3 separate regions of the Homo sapiens genome follow, and regions 1 and 2 are each linked to region 3. Evidence: chromatin contacts called from ENCODE Hi-C data. All regions are on one chromosome and are shown on one strand. The core of a region is the stretch at or near the end of the contact, and the rest is flanking DNA. Distances in the headings are between cores, read along the strand shown. Region 1 holds the start of NUP153 (nucleoporin 153). Region 2 holds the start of FAM8A1 (family with sequence similarity 8 member A1). Region 3 holds the start of TBC1D7 (TBC1 domain family member 7).

The links. A loop is a pair of places that touch in the nucleus more often than their neighbours do. Pooled maps may share reads with other maps.
Region 1: a map of CD8-positive, alpha-beta T cell shows a loop between it and region 3 (20-fold over the local background). The contact joins the promoter of NUP153 here to the promoter of TBC1D7 in region 3. A Hi-C loop is called at or near these places in 3 of 168 maps with a recorded cell type or tissue (CD4-positive, alpha-beta T cell, CD8-positive, alpha-beta T cell and naive thymus-derived CD4-positive, alpha-beta T cell) and 7 of 50 pooled maps.
Region 2: a loop to region 3 is called in a map of naive thymus-derived CD4-positive, alpha-beta T cell, with 11 times the contacts of the local background. The contact joins the promoter of FAM8A1 here to the promoter of TBC1D7 in region 3. A Hi-C loop is called at or near these places in 2 of 168 maps with a recorded cell type or tissue (CD4-positive, alpha-beta T cell and naive thymus-derived CD4-positive, alpha-beta T cell) and 5 of 50 pooled maps.

Annotation. Positions count from the first base shown.
Region 1 is chr6:17,705,181-17,709,074 of GRCh38, reverse strand. NUP153 (nucleoporin 153) reads left to right here and starts at 2,150. Exons shown (of 22, transcript NM_005124.4): 1 at 2,150-2,798. The coding sequence starts at 2,688. It overlaps NUP153-AS1 (NUP153 antisense RNA 1), which reads right to left and starts at 2,032. Exons shown (of 3, transcript NR_134618.1): 1 at 1,947-2,032; 2 at 1,449-1,681. RefSeq lists enhancers at 1,959-2,228, 2,038-2,732 and a silencer at 2,319-2,828.
Region 2 is chr6:17,598,462-17,602,099 of GRCh38, reverse strand. FAM8A1 (family with sequence similarity 8 member A1) reads right to left here and starts at 1,798. Exons shown (of 5, transcript NM_016255.3): 1 at 979-1,798. The coding sequence starts at 1,690. It overlaps LOC102724591 (a long non-coding RNA gene), which reads left to right and starts at 3,124. Exons shown (of 5, transcript XR_007059485.1): 1 at 3,124-3,347. RefSeq lists an enhancer at 1-393 and a silencer at 1,460-1,939.
Region 3 is chr6:13,326,290-13,330,077 of GRCh38, reverse strand. It overlaps TBC1D7 (TBC1 domain family member 7), which reads left to right and starts at 1,541. Exons shown (of 8, transcript NM_016495.6): 1 at 1,541-1,782; 2 at 3,172-3,291. The coding sequence starts at 3,180. It overlaps TBC1D7-LOC100130357 (TBC1D7-LOC100130357 readthrough), which reads left to right and starts at 1,541. Exons shown (of 9, transcript NM_001318809.2): 1 at 1,541-1,622; 2 at 3,172-3,291. The coding sequence starts at 3,180. It overlaps LOC124901261 (a long non-coding RNA gene), which reads right to left and starts at 1,463. Exons shown (of 2, transcript XR_007059457.1): 1 at 1,180-1,463; 2 at 221-353. RefSeq lists an enhancer at 1,196-1,702 and a silencer at 1,336-1,725.

The DNA.
Region 1 (3,894 bases), core at 901-3,400, 4.4 Mb before region 3:
GAGGCATGAAGCTAGGATGAGACAGCGGAAAATAGATTAATTTTGTTTATCATATTTGGCAACTTGTCTTGATCTTGATGGTTATGGTCAGAGGTGCCACTGAAAGCCATTGATGTGTACACCTATGCTTGGTATAGCATAGTTTCTTTAGGCGCTGAAAGGTACAAGTTCAAAGGTACTAGAAGACTGGCTTTACAATTTCACTTGTATGATTTAAACAATGAACCTGAATTGTGCAGTTTGATTGTGGAGATAGTATAAATGTCTTGGAACTAATTATTTATATCTGATTGATGGTTGATATTGGATGCTTTCTATCTAAGCAGTTACTATGAACTAGATATACATTAATCCTTTCACCAGACCACTACCCTGTGAGGTCAATATTCGCTCTATTTGCTGATGAAAAAAACGAAGCTTAGAAACAGGATCAGTGGGCTGGGCGCGGTGGCTCACGCCTGTAATCCCAGCACTTTGGGAGGCCGTGGGCAGATCACCTGAGATTGAGAGTTCGAGACCAGCCTGACCAACATGGAGAAACCCCATCTCTAGTAAAAATACAAAATTAGCCGGCCGTCGTGGCACATGCCTGTAATCCCAGCTACTCGGGAGGCTGAGGCAGGAGAATCGCTTGAACCCAGGAGGTGGAGGTTGCTGAGATTGCGCCATTGCACTCCAGCCTGGGCAAAACAAGAGGAAAAAACTTCGTCTCAAAAAAAAAAAAAAAAGAAAGAAACAGGATCAGTAACTTCCCCAAGGCTACACAGCTAGTAAGTGGGAGATTTATAGTAAATAGGCTGGGCGTGGCGGCTCACACGGGTAATCCCAGCACTTTGGGAGGCCAAGGCGGGTGGATCACTTGAGGTCAGGAGTTCAAGGCCAGCCTGGCCAACATGGCGAAACCCCATCTCTACTAAAAATACACAAATCAGCTGGGCGTGGTGGTGCACGCCTGTAGTCCCAGCTACTTAGGAAGCCGAGGCAGGAGAATAGCTTGAACCTGGGAGGCAAAGGGTGCAGTGAGCCAAGATCGCGCCACTGCACTCCAGCCTGGGCGACAGGGCAAGACTCTGTCTCTCAGAAAAAAAGAAAGAAAGAAAGAAAGAAAAAAAAAGATTTATAGTAAGTCTAAGATTTTTCACAACATATTTTTCCTCCCTAATCATTTGGCTATTTGTCTTTAGCTCTTACAGAAAAGTTGGGTTATAGTCCTGGCTTTGATTACCCATCTCAGTGTCATTGATTGTGCCACCTAAATTTCTCTGGACATCTTGTCTGGTTGGTTGAATGAGAGGGTTGGACTATGTGATCACCAGGACCTTTCTAATCGTCAACTCCTAGAATATACATTTTGTGGATTCAGTCTTTGAGTCTAGCTCACTTACTCAGTTTCCTAAATATTTGGAGCAAATATAGTATACTTTTATTGTTAAGGATATATCACTTACCCCTAATGTTAGCTGACTGCATGGGTTATAATTGTAATCATTCATCGCATTTTTCGTCTATTAGCAAATATACATGCTCTCCATAGATGATCACGTCTGCTCCTCACAACAGCTTTATAAGGTGGATTTTAAAGCTCCCATTTTATGGAGGAGGAAGCTAAGGCTCAGACGGTTTTGATTCATCCAAGGTCAAATAGGTTGGGTGGCAGAACCAGAATTCCAGCCCCGTGTGTCTGCAACAAAACCTTTATATGTTTAAAGAAACATTAATGAAGCCGTATATATTTTCTAATTCTAAGGATCATGGACTTTATTTTTCAACCACAGATTTTTTTTTCCTCCTTCTTAAATCATTAGCTCTTGTCTTTGATTTTACTGTCTGCTTACTTCCTGCCTACTTAACCAACCGACAGGGAGAAGGAGAATGGGAAGAGGTTACTGTTTTTATGTTAAGTGTCTTTTCAAAGTCTAATTTACAGCCAAGAACAGCAAAAGTACCCCTTGGCTTTGTGCCTCTGCGGCGCCCCGGAGATCTCCTTCCCCGTCCCTCTTCCTTTCCGAGAAGCCGCGTTCCGTTGTTGAACTACGTTTCCCAGCGTGCCGCGCGGCCGAGAGCGTGGACTCGACCAGCCCTTCCTCTTTGCCTATCAGCTCGTCGCAGCATGATGATGCAAATGCGTCGGGCGCCGATGAGTGACGACATTCTGGCTCGCGACCGCGGCAGCCGCCTTAGCAGGGGTAATAGGCGCAACGGCGGCGGAGGCTGCAGGGACGACGACGACGACGGCGGCGGGGCGGGCGCTGTGCGCACAGGGGAGGGGTAGGCGGGCGTCGCCAGCGGCTTCAACTGCGGCAGCTACGGCTAGGGCGACGGAAGAACTCCCACCAGTCGGCGGTCGAGTTAGGCCTCAGCACCGCGGGGAACTGTTCGTGCTGTCCTCTGCGGGAGATCTCCATAGAGACCGTGACACACACAGAGGCGGGGGTCCGCAGAGGCGGCCGGACCGGAGCCTCCTCGGCCTCTGCGGCCGCCACCCCCTTCCCCGCTGCCAGCACTCACCCTCTCTCCGCTCCTGCTCGCAACCTCGCGGTTCCTGGGGTGCTTGTGCCCACTGTGTGGACAGCGCGGGCGGACTTTTGGGCCGGGGCCGGGCGGCGGGGGAGGCTCTCTAAGGCCTCCGCCTCTGCCTCTCCCGCCCCCTTACCCGCCCCGGAGCGGGAAGCGGCGGAGGCTCCGCCATGGCCTCGGGAGCCGGAGGAGTCGGAGGGGGCGGTGGCGGCAAGATCCGGACGCGGCGTTGCCACCAGGGGCCAATTAAGCCTTACCAGCAGGGGCGACAACAGCATCAGGTATGGGACCCCGACGCCGCGGTGGCCTGGCGGGTGGGGAAACTCGGCTGGAGGGGACGGGCGGTTCGAGGCCCCGGCGCCCCACGTGGAGCAGACAGGAGGGCCTGAGGAAAGGCCCGAGTGAGGCTCCGGGGGAGCTCAGGCCGTTGGGGGTGGCGACGGGAAGTGGGCTGAGACAGGCCCAGCCTTGCGGCGCACACGTGTGGTTTGGGCCGCCTTTCCCCCAACTCTCTGGGTCAGGGGCTTTCCCAGGCAGGCTCTGGGCGGGAAAAGAAATTGTAGGCCCATGATGCGCGCGTTTCTTTATTTTTTGGCGGGGATTTGGAATTTGAGGGTATTACTCATGTTCTCTCGAGGGAGAAAGGAAAAGATGTGGTTGATGGCCCTTATACTTGCTGTTTTCTGGTGTCCCTTCTTTAGTGTGTTTGAGGAGGGGGGGCTGCCCCTTGGAATCTTAACTCTGGGGCAGACGGGGAGTTGTGGGGGGCGCTGTTACATGGAAAGTGGAATAACTTAGTCTCAGCCTATGAGTTAATTCTCGGTTTCCCCTGCCTGTGGCCCTCCTCGTCTTGAGAGCATTGGCTTAGATTTTATTAACCAGGTTATAGTTAACCGTGGCACTGGGGCATTTTGAAAGTCCCTCTCCACCCTTACGTCTTTTCTCTGCTGCGCGACTCCCCTCCCCCCCCCCAACACCGCCACCCCCGCCTTTATTTTGGAGGCTGGAATTGGCCATTCTCCACAGTTGACCGGGACTCCAGCTCTGATCTCATACACAAAATATTTTAATATTATGAGGCGTATTCTAGAAGTATAGTTACTTTTGACACTCCAGGAATGTTGGTGGTCTTATAGTTTAGCCACTGTATGAACTCCTGGATGTTTAAAATTATAAAAAAGGATTATCCTAATTGTAAATGAGATAGTTGATTCTGAGAAAATTCCATTTTTAAAATATTGATTGTTAGAAGTATTGAATAGGAAAATGTTAACTTATTTTAATAAAGCCACTTATCAGTGATACTGAGGTGGGAAGTGTGTGTCTTAAATTTGTTGAAAAACAAAAGTGTAGCAAAAGGATCTGATAACTTGTTGC
Region 2 (3,638 bases), core at 549-3,048, 4.3 Mb before region 3:
AAGATCGCCACTGCACTATCCAGGCTGGGCGATAGAAGCAGACCTTGTCCCCACCCTCCCCACTTTCCCCCTAGAAAACTGATTTCACAGATAAATTTGATTAGGGTACCCACTACATTTCACTAGGAATTCTAATGAGGAGAATCCAGGTGATCACATCTAAGTCACACAAAATTAAACATTTTTTAGTACAAATCAAGGTTAAATATTGGCAATTAGTATAAAGTAAATCCCTGTAATCCCCCCCCACCCGTTTTTTAGTTTGTTTTGCTTTCTTTAAAATAAACCCAGTGAGTATCAATCTGTCATCCTAAATTCTGACTGGGATCAGAGGCATCAACTAGTTCTTGTCCCATCTATCTGTGGCTAACTAAAATAAACTAAAAGTCTAATAGTTTAAATAGTAAACTAAGAAGTGTAACTAATTCAAAATATTCTAGTTCACACACAGAAGCAAAAACAATTACACAATATACAAGATATTGATCAAATGAAGTGAAGCTTTGACCCAATCAAAACTTCCTAACTCCACTTGTATCCATGTCGATCTCCTTTTATATCCGTTCAGTTCCACTGTCCTAAGTAGCCAATGTCTGAATAATTTTCAGCATTACCAGTCGAGCCCCTCCAAAAGTGGGTTTGCCATTTGCGAATTTAGCTTTGGCCCTCACTGCAGAGCGTGAAAACCAAAGGAAGAGGATGGTTTGAAGAGCAATTTCTTTTCACGAATAAACAACTAGTCCCATGAGTAAGGGAGTCAATTTGGAGTGCCAGGTCTAAAGGAAGAAGAAACTGTATTGCCTCCTTGTACATTTTGGGAATTTAGGGCCTGGACAAACGATAGCTAGTGAACTGAACGGGCAGGATAGTCAATCAGAGTAGAAGCAGCAGTTACAGGTCTAAAAAGCGTGCCAGCTCTACCCCACAGGCCCCCGAAAACCCTTCTACTCCGCCCAGCCTCCACCTCGCGCTTCTCACCTGCCTGTCGCCCGGTCTCGCTCGGGCTTCGCGAAGGGGCTGCGGATCCTACCCTCGTCACTGGAGTGGCCCGGACCGACGCCTGCACGTGAGGAGCCCGGGGTCCCAGGCCCGCGACTGGAGCAGGGGTGCTGATGCCGGCAGCTGTCCGCGGGTCAGGCCCCGCGGCCCCGGGGCTCAGGAAGTAGAAGGGGTTGTAATAGCCCAGCTGCGGGGGCGGCGGCGCCGCGGCCTGGGGGACTGCAGCGCCGCCCGAAGGGAAGCTCTGCGGGGAGGGCTGGGGGCTGCAGTAGGCTGGGAAGGCGGCCAGGCCGCTGTGCCAGGTGAGGTAGCCGCAGTAGGACTGCCACAGCCACTCGTGCACTTGCCGGGAGTACTCGCGGGCGCTCAGCCGAGCTGGTCTCTCTCGTGGCGCCGCGGCTTCGGGCGCCTCGCAGCCCGCCTGCTCCTGCAGCTCTGCACCGGAGCCGGAGGCCGCCTCCCCGCGCTTCCTGAGCTCGCGCGGCGGCTCCAATTTGTCGGCTGCGGCGGCAGCCGCGAGGCCCGGGGCTGTGGGCCGGCCCGGGGCCTGGGGTTCGGCCTGGGGGTCGTCGCGGGGGCATGGGACGGCGGTGGTAGGAGGGCCTCTCAGGGAAGGGACGGGCTCGTGGTCCCCTCCGCCATCGTCCTGCCCGGGAGGGTGGCCTCGGGCTTCCTCGGGCCCCTCGGCCATCGTCGCCTCAGCAGCACCCTCTGGGATACCTGTCACTGCTCCGTTTCCCTCCCCCAATGGCCCCTCCCCAACAGCCCCGTCACCACCGCAGCAACCGCAGGCGTCAACAATCCCCCGCCGGAAGCGGAAGCCCCGCCCCTCAGGAGCAACGCCCGCCGCCAGGCGGAGCTGGGAAGGGAGGGCGGGGAGGTGCGTCTGCAGTCCCGGGTTCGGGCCCTAGTAGTCGGTGGCTGGTCGGTGACTGGGACCAGACCGTCGCCTCCTCCCTTTTACAGCTTTAAGTCTGTGACCCGAGGCCTCTCTGTATATTCCCGTGGGGTTGGGCCTAGTTGTCCTGGGAGAAACTAGATGGATGAGGAGTATTTCCGAGACAGGTCCCAGGGCCAGCGCAGCCTTTTCTGTTGCAGAACCGCGACTGTTGTTTTGGGATCCAGGCCGGAGGGTTTGTTGCTTGTGTTCATTCCAGTTAACCATTAGTACTCGAGAAGGTGGTACAGAACGCATCTATCCCCTTAGAAGAAAAGAAATTAAAAGCCAAACTAAACTGGGATATATATTAATATAGGAAACTACCACTGAGACATAGGAAAGTGTATTAAAATATAACTAGTGAGGTGCTATGTATAATTCAGAGGAAGGGGAAATTATGCATGGGCCAGACTACTAACAAAAGGCTCCAAAGCCTGGGATACGCTGAGGGCCTTTCCATAACAGAAAATGAAAAGGAACCTAAATTTGAGACTAGATTTGAGGAAAGGCACAGTTGCGCTGGAGTAGAAAGCGTCTGTCTACCGCAGTGGAAAGTAAGTTTTCGTAAATGCAGACTAGCTCCAGGGTGAGGACAGAATCTAGCTTTTAAATCAGTATAATCTCTCTTCTTTTACATTTGAAAATCTCTGCAGCGATATGTTATTGTATCCCCAGCACCATACAAAGGACATACAAGGGCCAAATACTGTGGGAATATTTATTAATGATATTAATGATGATGCTGTCCGGGCCAAAGGAAAACTTCCGCTTCACCTTCTGAAGTTTCGCTGAAAGTCACTGACAGGAGGCAGTTAATAGGAGAAAAGACATAGACATTGATTTGACCATCGTTTTATGTGACACGGGAGCCTTCAGAATGAAGACCCAAAGATAACAAGGGAAATCGTGTATTTGTATGCTTAGGTTCAACAAAGCATGGACAGCCGTATAAAAAAATGACTGGACAAGGCCGGGCGCGGTGGCTCACGCCTGTAATCTCAGCACTTTGGGAGGCTGAGGCGGGCGGATCACAAGGTCAGGAGATCGAGACCATCCTGGCTAACACAGTGAAACCCCGTCTCTACTAAAAATACTAAAAATTAGCCAGGCGTGGTGGCGGGCGCCTGTAGTCCCAGCTACTCAGGAGGCTGAGGCAGGAGAATGGCGTGAACCCGGGAGGCGGAGCTTGCAGTGAGCCGAGATTGCGTCACCGCACTCCAGCCTGGGCGACAGAGCGAGACTCCGTCTCAAAAAAAATGACTGGACAAAAAACACTCTGATGCAAACAGGCAAGAAACCCAGCAAGGCCTATCTGGATTCTCCTTGGCCTGTCTGCAGCATTCATTCCTTCTGGGTATGGAACAGGACCCTCTGGAATGGGGGCTGTGGCCTACAACAGTTAAACAAGGTAGGTCAGATAATTTTTCTTTTCCTTCTTTTTTTTTTTTTGACAGAGTTTTGCTCTTGTCGCCCAGGCTGGAGTGCGATGGTGCGATCTCGGCTCACTGCAACCTCCCCCTCCCAGGTTCAAGTGATTCTCCTGTCTTAGCCTCCCGAAGTAGCTGGGATTACAAGCGCCCGCCATCACGCCCAGCTAATTTTTTTTGTATTTTTAGTTGAGACGGGGTTTCACCATGTTGGCCAGGCTGGTCTTGAACTCCTGACCTCAGGTGATCCACCCGCCTCGGCCTCCCAAAGT
Region 3 (3,788 bases), core at 292-2,791:
TCAGCCTCCAGAGTAGCTGGGATTACAGGTGTGTGCCATCACACCCAGCTAATTTTGTATTTTTACTAGAGACAGGGTTTCACCATGTTGGCCAGGCTGGTCTCGAACTCCTGACCTCAGGTGATCCGCCTGCCTCGGCTTCCCAAAGTGTTGGGATCATAGGCATGAGCCACGGCGCCCAGCCAGCACCGATCACTTTTTAACACACTACATCATTGACTTATTTATTTTAGTTTTTATTGGATCTGTCCTCCCACCAGAATGTCAGTTTCACAAGGTTAGGGATCTTTGCTTCGGTAGCTGATGTATCCTGAGTCCATAGAACAGCGCCTGCACACAGTAAGTGCCCAGCCCTGGTGATGATTTTAAAGACAAGAAAAGGCAATTATAAAAGTTAGTGACCGGCCCAAGGTTTAGATGAAGTAAATGGAACTTGTGTAAGGTAACTTGAAGAACTCTGCTTACTCATGTGAACACTACCCAAGGAAGGTTTAGTACCCCAGTACTGAGGAACTAAAGATGGTGGTGGTAAGGGAGTGGGGAGGGGCATCAGTGTTTGAGTTCAACCACCACACGTTTCTTCATTTTTAAGTTCTGTCTAGCCATTATACACACATTTGTCTGCACTATAACTGGACTTCTGCACTGTTGATAGTCCTAAGTTTCCTTCAAAGCTTGGCATCCGTGTGGCTTATTTGGTAGAGATTTGAACTTTCAAAGGGACGATACCCATCATTGGGGATTTCTCTCAAACCCTGGCGGTTTAAAAACCTACTTGGGCACTGCTGCTCAGCCAGCCCGAGGACCAGGGAGGCAAGCACAGAAATAGAAAGCATTTGTAAGTGTTAGTAGCTACTTTAAAGAGTAACTCTGTTCTGTTAGACCTACTAATAACAAATTAGGAGCTTGCATTTAGCACATCTTTTTTTAAAAAAAAAACACGTTCATTTTTCTCCTATGTTATAGTGTTTTACCTGAGAGGCTGAATATACTAAGACAATGGCCAAATCTAATATAAAAATAGACCTCCAATCCACAACCTGCAGCAACCTGCCCAGAAAACCAGTCAGTTACCTACAATAACCAACCCAGGGAGCCTGCCTGCTCTAAATCAGACTTGCACTCCTCTGCCTGCCTTTTTTCTTCTCATTCGGATGGTCTTCATCTATTCCCACATACCTGGGGTGGGGAGGAAATTAGCAAAAGCAAAACCCGGGTCCTGCACGCAGGCAGCTTAAGTACGGCCCTAGGGCTCGGGTCTTCCCTAGGCAAGAACCTCGAGGGCCGGACACGGGAGTGCAACCCAGGCACGCGCCTTCGGATGGCCAGAGTAAATGGTCGCGAGATTTTGCGGGGTAGCAAGGGGCCGGGTGCCCACGGCGGGAGAAACTACACTACTCTGGAGGCGAGCCTAGCCCTTCATCCCGTCGGGTTTCACAAACGAAGCCAGAGCTTCCTGGAGTGAGGGTGGAGCTTCCTGCCCGCGCCCTCTGCGCATGCGCCCGCCCGGCGCCCGCCCGGCGACCTGGAGTTGATGTCACGTCCGGCGGCGGCGGCAGCGGCAGCGGCAGCGGCGCTGAGTTTTGTCTCCCGGGCCGTCTGGGCGCGCGCGGGTGTCCCAGGTACCCCGCCGCCTCCCTCCTTCCCGCAGGACTCGTCCCTCCTGGCCCTGGGCCCCAACGGTGCCCGCCTGCCCGGCGGTCGGTCAGCGCACAGGGCACGGCTTCCTCTGCTTCTCCCGGACCACTTAGTCTCAACCCGGGTGTGTTTGCACTACTAGAGGTGAAGCATCCATCATAGAGAGAATGGGACCTGGGGTCTTGGACCAGGGTGTTTTTACTTTTCCCATCAGGTGGACGCGCATGGGCAGGAGATATTATTTGCAGCATTTCCTCCTAGAGGACGCCTTTGTCATTGTAGTGCAATCTAAGAATGGGTGTCCTTAGACAACAGGGACCGACCAAATCGTCATGCAGCTGTTTGGATGCTTTAAAAAAATAAATCCCCACACTCATTACGCGTTTTATGCTGCTGACTTTTTTATTTTTAAGACATCTGCTCCCGAAAGCTCAGAGCCCTTTAGCATTTCATTTTCTAAACGAATCCTAATCTTTCCTGTGACTGAATCGGTTCAGAGGATATCTTTTCAATAAGGAAGGAAGCCCTCCCCTGCTCACTGGGGACGTCGCAGGGTTTTTAAACCTAAAGATTTACTCTTTTGTGCACAGACGCTGGAAGCATTTGGGTGAGGCAGTGCAGTGCTTTTTGGGAAATGCATCAGATCTTTTCTGTTCTTGAAACGCCAAATCTAACTTGGTCTTTTTTTGGATGAATTACCGCCAGTATTATGAAGGTTACTGTGAAGGAACTTGAGACCACTGAACTTTTTGAGTTCTTGCGGTAGATTTTAAATCGTTTTTCCGTCTTCAACTCTGACTTTGGGATCACTGTCAATTGGCTACATTCTTTACCCTCTTCTAGTTATAATTTAATGCGATTTATTTGTTGTGGGTTTTGAATTTCGATAGCTACACTTAATAGAATTGTGTTTAAAAGAAAGATAAGTGAGGAACTCGTGGCTTTTTACTTTTATATAACTTAATTTTTCATTTTACAAAATGCCCATTTAAAAAAAAGTAGCTAAGCAAAAGAAAGGAAATTAAAATCATCTAGAATCCTACTATCTAAAGATAACCATTGCTAACATTTTGGAATAGAGTGTTAAGTTTTAAAATACATGAAATTTGTAAAAAACAAAAAATGAAATCATAGTGTATACTGTTTGAGTATAATTTGCTTGACGTATCTTGCCTGGCTTCCATTTCACTTATTTTTTTTCTTTGCGCATTTATAATAGCTACAGAATGTTCTATTGTGCTAGGCACTCATAGGTATAGTGGGAAACCTAGTGCATAAACCTTGTGCCATCTATTTTATCAGCTCAGAGAACTTTTAACTTATATCTTGGTTTTTAGCCAAGATGCATAGGTGAGATAGTTGCAGAACTGAGTTAAAGGAAAAATTTAATATTGGGTCCTATGCAAGGGTACATCATATTGAAAAGGTGGAGAACATCATTGAAAATTATTCTAATTCTTGACTCTTTGTTTCTAGACTCACTTTTCCCCTTCGTCTTTCTCTCCCTTTCTGTCTTTCTGTGTCTCCTCCAAGAATGAAATATGACTGAGGACTCTCAGAGAAACTTTCGTTCAGTATATTATGAGAAAGTGGGGTTTCGTGGAGTTGAAGAAAAGAAATCATTAGAAATTCTCCTAAAAGATGACCGTCTGGGTGAGTACTTTTAAAAATTAATCTCATTGGTTCTCAATCACTCCACATGTTCTGAAGTAAATATTTTCTTAAAAGACATCCAGAAGCATTGGTTACTTGCTGTATTTTTTAGTGATGTGGTGAAGCAGAATGGTGTATTTTGAGAAAAGATTTTTCAAATTTATATTTCACTGAGCGTCAGAAGTTTTTGAAAGGTTTCTTAAGAAAGTCAGTAGTATTTTTTTCTTTTATTGAACCCATATGTTTTCATGTATTATCTAGGTAAATTTGCTTCTGGGTAAATTTGCGATAACTCTGGTCATGATTTTCTTTTTTTTTTTTTTTGAGACCAAGTCTGACTCTGTTGCCCAGGCTGTAGTGCAGTGGTGTGATCTTGGCTCACAGCAACCTACACTTCCTGGGTTCAAGTGATTCTCCTGCCTCAGCCTCCCAGGTAGCTGGAATTACAGGCATGTGCCACCATGCCTGGCTATTTTTTGTATTTTTAGTAGAGACAG